Regions from separate parts of the Homo sapiens genome. Here region 1 is linked to region 2. Evidence: chromatin loops called from intact Hi-C (ENCODE). Cell type or tissue: gastrocnemius medialis. All regions are shown on one strand. Each heading gives the region's core, and the rest is flanking DNA. Links, peaks and the distances in the headings are about the cores only. Region 1 overlaps RBFOX2 (RNA binding fox-1 homolog 2). Region 2 has its middle 32 kb from the start of MCM5.

Region 1 (9,005 bases), core at 2,922-5,421, 310 kb after region 2:
AGAAAAAGGGTTTATTTCAAGCATATTGAATTTTAGAAGCCTGTGGGGCTGCAGCTGGACGTGAGTCTAGACTCTAGGAAAGCTTTATGAACTCCAGTTTGGATTTAAGAGTCATTAGCTTACAGGCAGAAATGGGTCTCAACAGTGATCTTTTCAGTGGAGTATGGGAAGAAGTTGGCCTACAACTGAGCCCTAGAGGAATAACAAGATTTAAAAGAGAGCTGGAGGAAGAGGAGCCTACAAGAGGCAGAGAGGCAGCCAGAGACAGGAGTGCAGTGCTGGCTCTGATTTCTGTGGGGTTTCCACAAGAGCAGCACTTAGAAACACTAGCAGTCAGAGGTTAAAGGCATACACTTGGGAGCAACTGCCTGGGTTTGGATCCTGGTTCTGCAACTTCCTACTTATGTGACTTTGAGAAAGTTAGTTAATCTCTCTATGCGTCCAGCTTCATCTTTTAACAGAGGAATAACAATACTGTCAGGTATAGGCTTTGATTTCTCCTTCCTTAGAAGCTGATGCATTAGCCTGTTATTGTTTCACGGATATTGGTGGAAGACACACGACTCGGTGAGAGGCAAAGGACTTTATTACTCACAGTGCAGCAGGCAGCATGAGCACCAGCATATGGAACAGTTCCATGAGCCCCCGAGTCCCACAGGCCTGGATAGATGTGGCGCAGGTAGTAGGTTTGCGCTGCAGCTGAGGAGCACTGAGCTTAGGGGATCCACCTCTTTTATAACAGGTAGTAAGCAAGCTTGCTGTTTGTCCTGAGGGGATACAAGTTTTCTTGCTGCAAACACAACCCCCAGAAATGGCCTGGGGAAGGGGCAATCCAGGTTTTGCATGCTTGTCAAACCCAGCAGGAAGGCAGGAGCAGGAGCTGCAGACAGAAGTGCCTCAGGGGGCACCCGCCTCACAGAGCTGCTGGGAAGATGAAAGGAGTGAAAATGGGCAAGTGCCACCAACAGCGCTCCACACTCATGTCCACTGTTGTTACTAGGGGTGGCAATGTGGAGGAAGGCAGGGCTGAAAAGTGCATCATTTACATCCAAAATGGAAAGCAGTAATTCAACAAATAGGTACTGAATGCTTACAATGCACCAGGCAAATGGAGATACAGCAGCCAACAGAACAAAGTCTTTGACCTCCAGGTGCCTGCATTTTAGTACAGAAAGACAGACACCAAATAAACTACCAGGGGAGCACATTGTACAGGGCCTTGTAGACCAAAATAAGGACTTGGAACTGGCTACGGGATGGGAAGCCAAAGAAGTTTGCACAAAAGCACGTCACAATCCGATTGAACAGGCTGTCGAGAGAACAAACTTCGGCGATGGAGAGCTGTCGGAGAAAAGGTGGAGGCAAGGAGACCAGTTTAGGAGATAAGACGAGGCCGGGCAAGGACGTGCCAGCTTGGAGTGGGTGGTGGTGGTGAGGTACTCGCTCACTTTGGCCTGTCACAGTCCAACACACAAGGGAAGCAGCCTTGGGAACACTCAGCAGTCAAGCAGGTGAACAGAGGAGCATCCGTTCACTGTCATCCTCAGGGGCTGCTTCCAGGTACTGGAGGTAGAAGGCAGGCAGCCACAGGGTGAAGATCAAGTAATTGGAGTCAGCCGGTAGAAACTTATTCCAGAAGTTTGCCACAAAAGAAACAACTTAGGGCCAGGTGTGGTGGCTCACACCTATAATTCTAGCACTTTGGGAGGCCGAGGCGGGTGAATCTTTGAGGTCAAGAGTTTGAGACCAGCCTGACCAACATGGTGAAACTCCGTCTCTACCAAAAATACAAAAATTAGCCAGGCTTGGTGGTGCATTCCTATAATCCCGGCTACTCACGAGGCTGACGAAAGAGAATTGCTTGAACCTGGGAGGCAGAGGTTGCAGTGAGTCGAGATAGCACCACTGCACTGCAGCCTGGGCAACAGAGTGAGACCCTGTCTCAAAAAAAAAAAAAAAAAAAAAAAAAAAAAAGAGTACAAGGAATAACTTGAGATTTTCCAATTTTTTTTTTAACTTAAGATCTAAGCACGCTTAAGTGCCAAAGGGACTATTGAGAGGAAGAGGCAAACCAGGCAAGGGAGGAAACTGAAGCAAAGCACCGAGCAGGTGGGAAAGGCTGGGATGCAGAGCACAGGTGTGGGGTTCACGGTGATGTGAAGAATGCCTCTAATAGAACGAGAGAGAAGGGGAAAGACACCCTGTGTGGAATTCAAGTAGGCTTGTAGATCTGGTAGGGAAACTTCATTCAGGGAGACTATGTCTGACAACCTCCATATTCTGTGAAATAGGAAGCATGATGATCTCATATGGTGAAGTGAAGGGAGTTAGAGATTTATGGATTATGGAGAATTTCAGAGATTTGGGAATTATTGGCTGAGAAACGAAACAAATGCAGCAAGGGATGGGTTTCAGCACAGGTAAGAAAGAAAAGAGGCCAGGTGTGCTGGCTCATGCCTGTAATGCCAGCACTTTGGGAGGCTGAGGTGGGAGGATCACTTGAGGCCAGGAGTTCGAGACCAGCCTGGGCAACACAGTGTAGCCCCATCTCTACAAAAAATGTTGCCGGGTGTGGTGGCGTGCACCTGTAGTTCCAGCTTCTCGGGAGGCTGAGGTGGGAGGATCACTTGAGCCCAGGAGTTTGAGGCTACAGTGAGCCTTGATCACACCACTGCACTCCAGCCTGGGCGACACAGTGAGACCCTGTCTCAAGGGGAAAAAAAGAAAAGAAACAGGGAGGAAAGGGCTAGGCAGGACATATTTTCTATGGCTGAACAAAAAGTGAAGGAGCCTGGGTGGCAGCCGGAGAGCCAGGGGCAGCAGGGACAGAGGAGGCAAGGCAGGGAAATAACACTTTGATAAGGTCAAGTGGGGCCACAGCCCCTGGCAAGGACAGTGTCTGTGGTACAGTAAAGGCAGCAGTTGAATCTAGGGGAGGGTGGACGGTGAAGAAGTGAAGCTGAAAGATTTCAGAAGCAGCTTTTGGACAGACTGGAGTTCACAGCTGGGGAAGCTGAGAGCAGCTGACACACGCTTACCTTCTGGCTTCTCATCACCATTTAGAACGTCTCACCTTAGAACGCCTGGCACTTTTCCTTCTTGTCCCCCCCGCCCCCCGCTTAAAAAGTCAAATCCAAGTGGTATCTTTGGAGCCTCAGGCAGAGGCAACAGGGAACGAGGATTAATACACACAGCCCAAAGAATGGTGTTTCTCTCTTTTATTTAAAAACAGTGCTTCATTACCATGTGCAAAGGCTGAGGCAGTGCTCCTCCTTCGCTTAGAGTTTATAAAAGCCAGCAACATGATCAATAATTTATACACATGGAGAGTAATACAAAAAAATAAGGAATAAAAGCTAAAGATCTAACTACTCCGACCTTCACAATTCCAGCTACTTGATAATAATAGGAGTAACCCAATGAATACTGTATGGTCTGAAAGCTACTATACAATATGATTCTTAACGAGAAGGGAAGGGAATTAGAGACTGTCACAAAGCCCTGGGATGCTTCTCTGGAGTTAGCAGGGAAACAGGACCCTGGGCAAGCAGCTCGGGTGTCCTAGGAAGTGATTCTGGGGGAGGACGGGAGGGGAGAGAGAAGGCTAGGTGGTCGATTACACAAGCATCCCATGTAATGCCCCCATGCCCCAAAGGTACCTGTTTTGCCATGGCAATGGGAGGGGCTGGAGGAACAGCATGTTGCATGTAGGGATGGTCCGGTCCCTGCCATGGGGAGTGGGGAGAAGAGGAGAGGTTCTGTGGCATTTTGAGCCTTGCAAAGATTTGGACTGAAAAGCTCAGAGACTCAGGTAGGTCAGCCTGTCAGGGACAAGTACACTCCACCGGCTCTCTTCTCGCTTTGCAGCCCTAGCTTACGCGTGTCAGCCCCAGGTTTGCTCCAGCTATTCACAAGCAGAATATAACACAAGAAAAACAATTCATATCCCTTAGGGAAAAAAGAGGATCAATTCATCACTCAATATATAATACAGCCAAAATGAGCTGCCAAAACAAGCACACACACAAATACTGTGAACAGAAAAATACAAGAAAATGACTAAGCTGGGAGTCTTGACGGGGTATGGACATTGCTTAAAGCACTTATCAGTCCCCAGAAAAACCAAACCAAAAACATTTTTTAAAAATTCAGAAACTCATGTACCCCCTGGGAAACTGGTGTTGGTAACAAAGGGCAGGGGGTGGGGAGAGAAAAGAGAATCACTGCTCCCTTTTTGCTCGCCAGTGTGAGTGGAGTCCTCAGGTCACCGGCATGTACACAAGTACCAGACAAGGAGGACCAAGTCCCTCTGCTGGTGGCCTCCTAAAAGGCAAGGCTTGAGTTTTGGCTGATGAGCAGTTCTCTCCGTTACCAATCCCTGCCAACCAGCACTACCATGGCTGAATTGATCTACCGTTTTCCTGAGTAAACTGTAACTGGCTACAGTTTCGGTAACATGGAAAAGAACTCAGCTACTACAGCCAACTGCAATACTTCAGGAACCCCCTCCATCCCTGGGCTCCTCACTCCTAGTGCATCTGATTGAGGAATCTGATAACTTGCTGCAGTCTGGTCTGTTAGCCTCATTTGCAAAGAAAGGTGCCAGGGACTCTATTACACTCACTAAACCAGAGGGCACACGCTGGCTTAGGACACCCAGAGCCTACTTGGAAAGGGCCCTGTTTCATGCTCTAGCTCTTGGATGGCTATTGCCTGGCTGATCAGTAAAGCAAGTATGAAGGAAGTACATAGGAAAAGGAAAGGGAGGGAAGAGGCTTTTGGACAGTAACATTTCCAAAAAAATATAGTGTTTTATGCAACAGAGAATCAAGTTTCACTGTGTATACTACAAATGGTCAAACATTTTCAAGAGCATGACAAAATAAAAACACACAAATTTACGTCTGATGTTCACCTTGCCCACTATTTTTTTTTCCTATCTTAAAACAGTGCAAACAGGTAACTTATGCTTTTAAAACACCACGACCCCTTCCCCACCCCCCAAAGTCCCTTTCCTCCTAGTATCTGGGGGAAAATCTGCAATTCTGCAAATGTTACTGCGCTAGAGGTTGCAAGCAGCGGAGAACTGGCTGAACTTGGCAAAAGGCAAGGACTGGTCAAAGCTTCCCCTTTCTCCTCCTTAAACATCTAAGTGCTTTCCAGTCTGTCCCTTGGTTGGCCTTGTTCTCCTGCCAGAGGGAAGGGGGTTCATCATGCCCTTCTTGCATATCCTTGGGGTTGCTTCCATCCCTGTTTGATGTCTCCCTCATGTCTGGAAGCTATATAACTAGTTACAGGATGGTAGTGATTAACCCACTTATCTGCTAGATCTCTAGTAAAGCATAATTCTAAGCTAAGAGCAGTTTAGCCCCTGAGGAGTCACACATTTGAGGAAAAGCTGCTATCGATGACTTCTATTGTCTAGATTTCCACTAGCTCCCCTCAGACTAAAAGTTGTGCCCCAGTCCACTTCTTTCTCAAAGAAAAAAAAATGTTGGCTCAATTCAGACTGTGGCTGTTGAAGGATGATGGTGATAGTAGGTTTTGTTAAACCTGAGAGCCTGACAAATGGTGAATCACAATGGCTGATCTGAGTTAATGGAAATTGAACTAGGTGACATGAGGAATTCTGGAAAATGCCTATGGGCAGCTCTCTGGGCTCTAAGAGGGACATGGAGATAAAGGTGTTCACTAGAGGCCTCCTTTAAGGAGCCCAGCTTCCAAGAGTACAGAAAGTCCAGGTCATGAACTATAGTAAAGCTGAAAAAGAATCATGCATGTACTGTGATTTAGCATCAGTAAGTTTTCTGGAATTATCAGCCAGCATCCTCTAACAAACTCACGAAATGCCAGACTCCTCTGACTCTCTTTTTTAATACAGTGAGAACCAGAGTCAGGAACAGACAAGCAGTGCTGCTTCGAGCAACCTGCCTCTGGTGAAGTTGACCGTACGGAGTCTCAAAGTTCAAAAGGTGACGGGGAGGTTGATACTGTGAAATCCAGATGCTTGCAAGAGCCCCAATTCTCAGTGTTGACACTGAAAACCAAAGACCCTTTCATAAAAAGCAGAACTCCATTTATTCTTTCTTAGAAAAGGGAGCTGGAGGAAGCGGTGTTAAACACCATCCCTGGAAATGCAGCAGAAACCACTGGAAAGCACAGAGCTTGCCTTTGGAGGCCTCAGCCAGAACCAGCTGAACTGAGATGCACTCAAGGTGCCTCAAGCTCAAGATTCTGCCTCTCTTAAAAGGTCTGTGGGAGCCGCCTTCTCTACCTTTCCCATTATCCTTACCTCTTTCTAGGAAAAAAGAAGAGAAAAACTCTTAAACTCATTCTCCTATTCTCCCCTGCTATGGATAAAACCATTTAGAATTTGGCCTAGTCTCCACTGAATACGTGGCTTGCCATCTTTTGGGAATGGCCCCTTTGTGATCATGACCCCAAACTTCTGTTTTTTTAGTCAGCTAAAGTTCTCCCTCAAAGCAAAAGCAAAAGCAAAATCCTCCCTGCCCCCATTCCCTAGAACTGTGAAAGCCCGCATCCCATTCCCCGCTCCTCTAACTAAAATATTTATATACATACAACAAAAATTGTCTTAACAGCAACAAACCAAACTTTGGCTTGGGGTGGGGGGACCCTTAAAAATGGCCAGTGGACTGGGCAGTTGGTGTCCCCTTATTCTCTGTCTTCCTCCCCAGAGTCAGTAATAATTGCATCGAGGCCTCTAGCTTCCTTGACATCGCCCCTAGTTTCAGGCACAGCCTCTCTCCCAGTTACGAGGCGAGACAGGATTCTGAAGGGGGAAAGGATATGTATTCTACACAACAGGTCAACGCCCTCTCAGATATATCACTCTGCTTACAAAGAATGCTTGATGCTGTCATAGGTCAGTCATTTTAATTCAGGGACATGAGTCAGTTATCAGTCAAGAACATGTGTGGAGGCAGGAGTTAAAAACAAACCCAAAACAAACCCATAACCAGAAGCTCCATGTCTCTGAATTACTCCCTTTAGCAGCTGTCCCTTGGGTGAAAGGTCACCCTAGTACCAATGTGACTAGACCAGGGAGCCAAAAAGACCGTGCTTTTCTATTTCCTAATGCCTTCATTTGGGAAATGCTGTAGGACACTTGCTTTTATCAGTTCTATCTAACAGCTAGAAGAGAAACACTCCCTCCTACCTTGATAACATAGAAAATTACAGCCAGATGGCAACGGCAGTGACTCACTGCGCGACTCTTTCTGGTGATATAGAAGACCCTTGCCATCGCAGACCCTCCTTCCAATATGGGAGGGCAGCAATCTCAGGGCCTCTGCATTTTATGTCCTGTAGTGTTAATGTGTACAAAGTGGTCCGGGTGCTCAGCGGGGTGTTTTTGGAGGACAGTGAGAAGCTCAGCGGGATAGCCACAGGCTCAAGACTGTGGATAGAGAAGTGACTCATAAAGGCTCTGGAAGATGAAAATTCCTATGGCTTTGGAGCAAGTACAAAGTGCCTCTGCCTGCCCTTCCATGTCCTCATCACCAAAACTTCCAGGGACTACTGACCTAGGACCTGGTACTCTATCTTTCCCCAGCAGATTCTTTATTCTATTTTTTAAACTTTGTACTTTCTGAGGCAAGAAAAAAGTAAGAAATACCAGATCTTCTAATATTCCTTTTCCCTTCCTCACCCTCTTTAATGGCTGTCAACAATTTGTACTTCTAATCCTCAAGACATCTGGGGGAAATCTGGTCACTGGCTTATTCACTTTTCTGTCCCTGGGTCCTAAATTCCTGAATCTTATGGACATGAGAGCAGGGTGTTAATAAAAGAATACATGAGCTAAGCTGTGGTTCAATTAAAGGAGAAGAAGCCTAGAAGGAATGCTAGGTTACAGGAACAAAAAGAAATGATCTTTTTCATACTCCAGAGTTCATTCTGAGATCGGTTTCCTAATGAGGTGTTTATTATCCACTGTCTGAGAGCACGTTTGGAAATATCAATACTATAATTCCAAAAACTATGCCAGCTGTCTCAGGCTGTGCGTGTAAGATGATTGTAAAAAGAACGGAGAAGACAGGAGGGAAGAGGAGAGGAAAGCGTCTTTTTAATTCTCCTGCTTTGTAAGCACAAATTCCTATCTATCAGCATGTGGATTCCAGCCACAGCCAACCAGAATTGCCTGTCAAAGACCAGAAACTCAGAAGACTAGAAGAATATCCTGTTGCAGAAAGATCTCTTCCACTTCTGCTTGTCCCCCAGTCATTCAGCACCAGATACACTTTGGTAATTCTGTCTGCTGATTTCTGATCAGATGCATTTATCGGCTCCTAATGTCTCTCCTTCCTCCTTGACTGCCTCTTCCGTGATTGATAGAATAAGCTAAGCACGGACATACAGACATGGAAATGCATTATTTTTTTTTTTTTTACCACAGTTTAAAAAAAAAAAGAAAAAAATGCACAATCTTTGGAACAAAAGAATTAAAGGCAGAAATTTAAAGGAAAAATACATATTCAAAGAACATAGTGAGGTATAAAAAAGTATTCTTTCTTTTTTTGTGTTTTTTTTTGTTTGTTTGTTTGTTTTTCCTCTTCATCTTGCTATAGAGTTCCTCTACTAGTAAATATTGCAATAGCCAGGCCTCATGAACTGGGGGGCTGTCCCATTTGCAGGGGTCTCACGTCACTTCAGTAGGGGGCAAATCGGCTGTAGCCACCTCGGTATAAACTCGCCTGCAGTAATTAAAGAGATAAAAATAATTAAAAGGTTGATGAGAGAAGCATTAACAGTGAAGAAAAATGTCCAGAGAGGGATCTAGAAACAGCCTGCTTCGAAGCCTCAAAGCAACTGATCAAGCATTGCCTTGTGCAGTGAAGTCAGGAAACCAACTTCTGCTTCTAAGGTGCTCAGACCAGAGCCCAACACATTTATTGCTGACCTGATATTCTCAAGGAGAGTATGACGACATTTTATTTCATTATTTACATGAATTAGCACAGAAGGGAAACAATACACAGTTG
Region 2 (9,005 bases), core at 1,523-4,022:
AACCTCCGCCTCCCAGGATCAAGCGATTCTCCTGCCTCAGCCTCCTGAGTAGCTGGGATTACAGGTGCCCACCACCACACCCAGCTAATTTTTTGTATTTTTAGTAGAGATGGGGTTTCACCATGTTGGCTAGGCTGGTTTCAAACTCCTGAACTCAAGTGATCTGCCCACCTTGGCCTCCCAAAGTGGTGGGATTACAGGTGTGAGCCACTGCACCTGGCCTATTTTATTATTTTTTTAGAGATGGGGGTGGTTCTCACTGTGTTGCCCATGCTGGTCTGGAACTCCTGGGCTCAATCGATCCTCCTGCCTCGGCCTCCCAAAGTTCTTAGATTACAGGTGTGAGCCACTGCACCAGCCAGGATTAAAGGAGTTAACAGCCCCAAAGCACTCAGAACACCACCAGGCCCAGGGTAAAGGCTTTTTCAGTGTTCCATATGTAAACTATCTACATATGTAGATAGTTTTTTACATACGTAAAAAACCTACTATTGACGTATGTAAACCTACACACATTGGCTTGCTCTAACAGAAGGGCTGTGTTGTAAGGTAGTAAGCTCCCTGTTTCTGCACGTGGTCAGGTAGAGGCAACCCAGCATCTGTTGGCGGGCTTGGTCTTCCAGGTCAGGGAGACTTCTCCCCGGCTCCTACTCAGGGCTCACCACCACCTATTTCATACTTACTAGTTGTTTTAGAGACAGGGTTTCTCTGTATTGTCTGGTCTGGAATCCTCCAGCTCTGGTTATTCACAGGCATAGTCACAGTGCACTACAGCCTTGAACTCCTGACCTCAAGCGATCCTACTGCCTCGACCTCCCAAGTAGCTGGGACTACAGGCGCATGCCAGTATTCCCAGTTCTTTTCTTTGACCTTTTTTTTTTTTTTTTTTTTTTTTTTTCTTTTTTGAGGCGGAATTTTGCTCTGTTCCCAGGCTGGAGTGTAGTATCATGATCTCAGCTCCCTGCAACCTCCGCCTCCCAGGTTCAAGCAATTCTCCTGCCTCAGCCTCCCAAGTAGCTGGGATTACAGGTGCCTGCCACCATGCTTGGCTAATTTTTGTATTTTTAGTAGAGACAAGATTTCACCATGTTGGCCAGGCTGGTCTTGATCTCCTGACCTCAGGTGATCCACCTGCCTCGGCCTCCCAAAGTTCTGGGATTATAGGCATGAGCCACCGTGCCCGGCCAAATCTTTTTGAAATGCTAGGTCCTAAGGTTATTATCTCCAAATTACAGATGAGAAATTGAGGCTACAAGACTTTGAGGAAATGACTCAATGTCTCAGAGGCAGAAGTGAAGGATCTGGGTGAGCCACCAAGGGTCGTCTTCTTAGGAGATATTATTGCCTTCAAGATTTCAAGATTGATTGTTCCGGGCTCTGAGATTCTAGAATTCTCTCCTGCCATTCCTCCTCACCCCTCCTGCCCTTGTTTTTTGTTCTTCCTTTTTTTTTTAAGATGGAGTCTTGCTCTGTCACCCAGGCTGGAGTGCAGTGGCTTGCTCTCTTGGCTCACTGCAACCTCCACCTCCTGGTTCAAGCAATTCTCCTGCCCCAGGCTCCCGAGTAGCTGGGACTACAGGCGCGCGCCACTGTAGCTGGCTAATTTTTGTATTTTTAGTAGAGATGGGGTTTCACCATGTTGGCTAGGCTGGTGTCAAACTCCTGGCCTCAGGTGATCCGCCCACCTCAGCCTCAAAAAGTGCAGGCCTGTGCCACCGTGCCCAGCCATTTTTTGTTCTTCCTTAGAGAACCAGCTCAGCCTAGTGCTTCTCAGCCAGTAGGCCTCATTCTAGAGCAAGACTTCTGGGCTCCATGCTCAATAGCTGTGGAATATATTACCCTCTCCAAATCTCAGTTTCCGTGTCTGTAAAATGGGTCGGGCTTTTCTGGTGTTAACACCGAAAGTCTTGCATCCCAGGAGCCCCTTCAGCCCTAGGCACACCCGTTGGTCACCCTAAAAATGGGGGGAATAAAAGCCCATCTGGAAGAGTTGTGGTCAGGTTGGGCTGAACAGCGTTCACTGGTATTGAGCATGGTACCTTTCAGGGGCCTGCAGAGAATGGGAGAGAAAATTACTGCTCCTTACACAGGGTGACGGAGTCCATGGCCTGAGTGTGACACCTAATGCCACCACTTCCAGCTGTGTGCCCTGAGTTCAGTTTATCTTCCTGGGTCTCTGTTCCCCCAGATGTTAAGAGGATTGATAATAGTGTGGGCTGAGTATAGTGAGAGTATAGGAAGATACAGTGAAATAACAAGAGCTTTGCCAGGAAGTGGGCACCTGGTGCCCGCTGGGCAGGAGTGCCTGTAGTTAATCATTATGTGTCTCAAAAGGTGTCAAAAGCTTCTGAACACTTAATGCTGTGTTTTGGGCCTGGAGCCCCAAAACCAGCCAGTGGGGACTTTTTTTTTTTTTTTTGAGATGGAGTCTCGCTCTGTCGCCCAGGCTAGAGTGTGCAGTGGTGCGACCTCAGCTCACTGCAACCTCCGCCTGCCAGTTTCAAGCAATTCTTCTGCCTCAGCCTCCCGAGTAGCTGGGACTACAGGCGCGTGCCACCATGCCTGGCTAATTTTGTTTTGTTTTGTATTTTTAGTAGAGATGGGGTTTCACCATGCTAGCCAGTCTGGTCTGGAACTCCTGACCTCCTGATCCACCTGCCTCGGCCTCCCAAAGTCCTGGGATTACAGGCGTGAGCCACTGTACCCAGCCTTTTTTTTTTTTTTCAGTCGTATTTCCATGCAGGACACAGAAGGACCAGTGGGGACTCTTACCTTGTCTCTAGCTTTGGTCTTTTTAAAAAAAATAACCCTGAATAATCAGGAGAATTTTTTTGATGAATGAGGGCACTCCTCTCCAGCTGTCCCAGGGGTGCGAGGAGAACAGTGTCCATGAGGGGGCGCCAGAGCACCAGGCCCGGGGCTGCAGCCTCCCGCACCCACCCGGCCTGGCCTGCAGGGCCAGCTCTCCAGGCGCTCCCAGGGACTTCCCGGCCTCCTACCCTGGGAATCTGGAAACTCCCTGGCTCAGACTCAGCAGCCCAGACGCTGCCTGGAGGATCCTCTGGTTCTGGGCATTCACCACTGGCTTTGTTTGGACAAAGGCTCTGCTGCGTGACAGATCCTGGGGGATGCCTGAGTTATCGTTATCATGCTCCAGCGGAAGTGGGTATCCTCGTCCTGGGTTACACACCAGGAAACTGAGGCACAGAAATGCACGGAGCCGGGGTCCAAACCCACGGATGCCCAACCCCCGAATCTTTGCCAGCAGTCTCTGAGAATCAGTCTGGATCTCAGAATGATTGTAATAATCTTGGAGGCTTAGAAGGCTAGACTCTTAGAAATATTCAGTTCAAATATACACGTGTATTATTTTTTGTATGGGTAGCGCATGGGTGAAAAGACAAAAGTAAAACCAGTCCCCCTTCTCTCTGACCGTCCCCAGCCACCCTGGAGGTGACCACAGTGATAGTTTCTCGGGTCTTGTCTCCTCCTGATATAGGACTCATCAAATCTTAGAATTAGATGGGATTTCTGGGTGACTCGGTCTCTGGAACCCATCAGCTTCTAGCACGCAGCCCTAAGGTTCCCACTGCCATCCCTGTCAAACTCAAACTCATGGGTGAGTTTGAGGATCTTGGCTCCTGGAACCCCCCAGCTTCAGGCCCAGCTACTCCTTTAGAGTTGAAGGGGCTGTTTTCTCCAGCGACCCAGACTTCAGTTCCCTCTGTGCCTCTCCTCCTCCAGGGGGCCCTCCTTCCAGAAACACCCTGCCTGCTTCTGGTGGTATAATAGAGGACACTCAGCATGGCACCCTCTCACTTTATGCCTGGTGATGGGCCTGATCTGTCGGGTCAGTGCCTTTCCCCAGAAGGAACGTGGTGGCATTTGTTGATTCATCCGTTTGTGTCATGGAGATAATGACCGTACCTACAATAAAGGGCGAGGTGAGCATTAAATGCATGAATGTATGCAGAGCTCTTAGACTAGTGCCTGTTACATTCTCTATGGGTTTCTATTATTATTGATACTTTTAGTTCATTCAGCTAAATTTACCAAGCATTCACAGGTTTCCGGGACACTGGGAATACAGAGAACAAAGCATGTTTCTTCCTGCTTGGGGGAGAAAGATCCAGAAAGAACGTCAGCGCCAGCATGAAGAGCCTTGTGAGAAAGAACAAGTGCTCTGTGATATTTCAAGAGATGGGACCCCATGGAGGCCTGGTGTGTGGGTACCGGGGTGGCCTTGTGCTTTGAGATGAAGCCAGGGGGTCTAGCGGGGAGTACAGGTGGCAGGCAGGCATCAGTTACATAAGCGCCTCACCCTGGGAGCTCAAGTACTGTGTGACGGTTCTGTTCACGGCCCCCACACAGAACGTGCTCCTTGTCAGTAGAGCAGAGCAGGGAGGAGAAGCACCAGAGAGCTGCTGCGTGGAGTCTGGAAGTATCTCCTCCAACTTCCTTGGGGAGGAAAGCAAGGGCCCAGACTCTTAACACCAGCCCATGTAGTCAGGTGAATAATTCCCAGTCACTATCTAGTCCCTGGCCCTGGCCATCTGCTCAGCCCCTTCGGCAACTCCAGCCTGGTCCAGCCTCATCTGGCTCTGTGTGTGTGTGTGCGGGGGGGTGGTGGGTGAGAGGCTGGAGGAGAGTGGAGGGGGTTGGGGATTGGGGCCAGGCAGCGCTGTGTGAGGCTAGAGATGGGAGGTCCTAGAGGGAGACCAGGAAATCAGGCACTCAGGAGAGCTGGGAGGGTAAAAGTTGCTGGGGGCAGGTGTCTCGGGGGCAGATGGTGGAGCCCAGGTGAACCCCCTAGGTTGTCTCTGTCCCATCATCCTTGATCCTCTTTGTTTTTTGAGACAGGGTCTCACAATGTTGCTCAGGCTGGAGTGCAGTAGTGCAGTCATGGCCCATTGCACCCTCAACCTTGTGGGCTCAAGGGATCCTCTCACCTCAGCTCCTGGAGTAGCTGGGACTACAGGCATGCACCACCATGTCTGGCTTATTTCTTAATTTTCTTGTAGAGACAGGGTCTTGCTATATTGCCCAGGCTAGCCTCAAGCTTGAGGGCTCAAAGTGATCTTCCTGCCTCCACCTCCTAAGTGTTGAGACTATAGGTATGAGCCACTGGGCCTGGCCCCTTGATTCCCTTTGCATGATAGAACTTCAACCCTTGGAGCCCCAGAGGATCCAGGCAGTATCAAGTCACCATCCATGTTATAGATGAGACCATGTATAACATCACCATCTTTAACACCACCATCCAGCCTTCAGATGAGATCACAGCCCTGACTGCAACCTCTCTGACCACAGCTCAGAGAGGGCATGTGGCATGCTCACAAACAGTCTGTTAGGGGCTTCCCCTGGGTCAGAACTCAGACCCCTCGGCTCTTAGTCCAATGCTCCTCTCCTAACCCAGGTTGCCTTTGGGGACCTTGGGGGGGTCTCTCATTTCATTGGGAATGCCTAATGGCATTGGTTGCCACGTGTTGCCATTGTTGGTGTATGTAAGTCGCTCTTCTGTCCTCATATCCCCACTCTGTCGTCCTGCCCCTTCTTGGGGGTGGATCCTGCAGGAGAGGGGGAAGCAGCCAAGCAAGGCTTCATTTCTACTTTTCCATCTGCAGGACCCAGGGCTGGGCACATTTGGTGCAACAGGCTGGAAATATTCTCCCCTACCCCACCCTCCCCATCCCTCCTCAGAGGCACTGGGCCGGGGACTGGAGCCTGTGGTGAGGTCCTTCCCCTCAAGCCCTGTCGGGGGCAGCCACTAAATGGCCCCAAGATCCCATGGACTCAAGGGATTCCATGTGGCATCCCTTCCCGTGCTGCAGAGGCTGGGAAACTTAACCACATTTCCAGACTCTCTTGCAGCTAGTGTTTCTGATGGCATGGAAATCCTGCCATTGAATGCAAACGCACAAGACTAGAATTTGGAACTGAGTTTCGTGGGGAGAGAGGCAGGGCATGGAGCATCCAAGCATCCATTTTGCTGTGTGGATGGTGGTAGAGTGCAGGCCTAATGCTGGAGCTGGCAGTTGTAATGGTGGCTTCTGAATTCCACAGCTTCTTGATGGAGGCAGGAGCCCTGGCATCTTAGCCCAGTTCAGCAGCGTTTTAGGCAGCTTTCCTGGATGCTCAGACACTTAGTAATAATATGCTTGAAAAAAAAAAGCCCTTTTTTTCCCTACTAGCTGGAATGGATTCCGTTGTCTGTCACTGAACCCTGATGATACATCTTCTACACACTGTGTGGGACAAGGCCCCATGGAAGTCCCAAGTCAGTAACCTGAACTCCCCACCCTCTCTGCCAAGAAAGAGCTTTTTTCTCTCAGTATCCATTTATCGGTCCCAGGGGAGCTCTCTGATTGGCTGTGCTTGGGCCAGTCATTATCTCCTGGACCAATCACAGTGGCCAGAGAGATGAGATGCCAAGATCAATTGGTCAGGTCCAGATCATTTCCTGCTTTTGTGACCAGGCGGGAAAGGGCCTATCTCCAGAAGTGGGATGAGAAAGCTTGGGCATTCCTACCACAGCCTGTCTGACAACACCTTTACCCCACAAGGAGGAACTATTAGTGAATGCCACACGGGACACTGCTGTAATGAAACACTGAGGACAGGAGATTATGACAAGAGTCCCACAGTTCCTGCTCATGGGTGATCATGCCTGTTCACCACTAATAGCCTGGGAAGGACGCACAACTGTCCCCATCTTTACCCCGACAATGCTTTGGGTGGGAGGGGGAAACTGAGGCACAGAGGAATGAGGAGGCAGGGCGCGGTGGCTCACGCCTGTAATCCCAGCACTTTGGAAGGTCGAGGTGGGTGGATCACTTGAGGTCAGGAGTTCAAGACCAGCCTGGCCAACGTGGCAAAACCCCATCTCTACTAAAATACAAAAATTAGCTGGGTATGGTGGCAGGTGCCTGTAGTCCCAGTTACTCAGGAGGCTGAGGCAGGAGAATTGCTTGAACCCGGGAGGTGGAGGTTGCAGTGAGCTGGGATAGCACCACTACACTCCAGCCTGGGCGACAGAGCAAGACTCCATCTCAAACAAACAAAAAGGAATGAGGAGGAGGCTGGGAGGCAGGGAGAGAGATGGGAGTTTGAATACAGGCCTCCCAATTTGCTGTGCATTGCTGGACCTGGAGGCAGACAGACCTGAGCTGTGTGTGACCCTGGTGAGGACCTCTGTCTCAGAACCCCAGGGGTCCAGTGTGCAGAGTGACAATGACCCTGGCTGTCTCTCAGGGCCGCGGTGGGGCCTCGATGGGGACTTGGTGGGACAGCATGTGCATGTGTGAAGACACCAGAGGCTCCTCCTGGTGCTGGTGGGACTTGATTCCTCAGGGAGGGGAGGAAGAAGGTGGTGGCCACCGGGCCTTTCAGTGAGGAGGCTTCTGCAGAACAACTCCCCCGTTGCTATGGTGACCAGACTCTCGGGGAGTCTGGCTTATTTTTGAACTTGGTCTACACAGCAGCAGCTTTGTTCCCGGGTCTTCCTGCTGCAGCCTTTGTCCTGTGGGCTTGTCGCCTGAAGCCTTGGCACAGTGGGTCTGAGTGGGACACAACCCTGGCCAGGAGGGGCAGGCAGAGGGAGGGGGAGACCCAGTAGGCACCCCCTGCCAGCCTCCCTAACTTGGCCTTGGAGGCGGAGGCCTGGGTTCTAGTCCTGCATCTGCTGCAGGCCTGCTGGGCAACCTCTCGGGCATGTCTGCTTGAGAGGGAAAAGGAGAGGGTATTTTTTGCTGTGCTTCCCCCAGTTGAATGAAAATGGAAGGAAATGGCCGGGCGCGGTGGCTCACGCCTGTAATCCCAGCACTTTGGGAGGCCGAGGCGGGCGGATCACCTGAGGTCGGGAGTTCAAGACCAGCCTGATCAACATGGAGAAACCCCATCTCTACTAACAATACAAAAATTAGCTGGGCATGGTGGTGCATGCCTGTAATCCCAGCTACTCGGGAGGCTGAGGCAGGAGAATCGCTTGAACCTGGGAAGCAGAGGTTGTGAACTGAGATCGCACCACTGCACTCCAGCCTGGGCAACAAGAGCAAAACTCAGTCTCAAAAAAAAAAAAAAAAAAAGAAAAAAAGAAAATGGAGGGAAAATGGCTAGCCCCGATGGGTCCAAGATGGTGTTTGGGACCCCTGCCCTCCCCGGCCTGGATCCAGCTCTTAACAGCCTCCCCACCCACAGACCGCATGGGCCCCAGAGGCTTCATGCTCCTGCTTCTCTGACCTTCCGCAGCTTCCAGGCCTCGCCACTACCTCCACACGCTGTTACATGTGACAGCATCCAGGCTTGGAGTTCAGCCCCTTCCTCAGTTTCCACCAAAGCCCTCTCTTATGTGCAAGGCTTTATTGAAAGCTGGGCAGAAGGGGCACCTGGGGGCTTCACGTTTTCTATGAGGGGGCCCTGCTGTTTCTACTCCTTTGCCAGCGCCCACTGCACCCTGCACATCTCATGGGCCGGGGCTTCTGGCCTTTTTCCATCTCCCTGGCTTCGTGCCCTCTCCCCCTCAATTCCCCCCTTCACTCTTGTGCAGAGCTGCTCAGCTCTCCCCAGCCCTGGCTTTCTGCCCCTGCATCACCTTCCCATGTCCAAACCCATTGGGGCAGGGCCACAGGCCATTCTGGGTCAGGACCCTGTCCTAGGAAGGCAGCCTGGCTGTAATCATATCCCCACCCGACCTTCACAAACAAATGAGAAGGGGCTGGCAAAGTGCCCTTGGGATTATGGGGTGGGTAGAAAAGACGTTTATCTGTGGGCCTAGAAACCCAAGCTTTGCCAGGGGGAGAGTCAGTTCGCAGATGAGGATGGAAGGGTGACTTCACAAAGCCAGATGGAGAGGGGTCCCAAGACTCAGCCTCGCGTCACTAGGGCCACCTCCTTCAGAGGACATGAGGAGGCCATTGGCCTGGATCCTCCAGAAATTTCTCTGAACACAGCCACAAACTTCTGACTTCTGGGCAGGTGATCAGTTGACACCTGCATGCAGAACAGCC

Evidence for each region. A loop is a pair of places that touch in the nucleus more often than their neighbours do. Peaks named below come from ENCODE experiments on the same cell type or tissue, not always from the same donor. Only the 100,000 strongest peaks of a DNase experiment are listed, where the experiment ranks them.
Region 1: it touches region 2 in a loop (2.8-fold over the local background); 2 of 110 quality-filtered maps call a loop at or near these places.

Annotation. Positions count from the first base shown.
Region 1 is chr22:35,735,533-35,744,537 of GRCh38, forward strand. It overlaps RBFOX2 (RNA binding fox-1 homolog 2), which reads right to left. Exons shown (of 14, transcript NM_001349999.2): 14 at 3,204-8,717. The coding sequence ends at 8,673. Among named protein-coding and RNA genes, the nearest start is that of APOL5, 22 kb to the left of the region's middle. In gastrocnemius medialis, for the core only: a CTCF peak has its summit at 4,308; a DNase peak (open chromatin) is centred at 4,299; H3K27ac peaks cover 1,844 bases.
Region 2 is chr22:35,428,100-35,437,104 of GRCh38, forward strand. It overlaps a transcript of MCM5 not described here. Among named protein-coding and RNA genes, the nearest start is that of MCM5, 32 kb to the left of the region's middle. RefSeq lists an enhancer at 7,043-7,544. In gastrocnemius medialis, for the core only: a CTCF peak has its summit at 2,900 (motif pointing right); a DNase peak (open chromatin) is centred at 2,922; H3K27ac peaks cover 260 bases.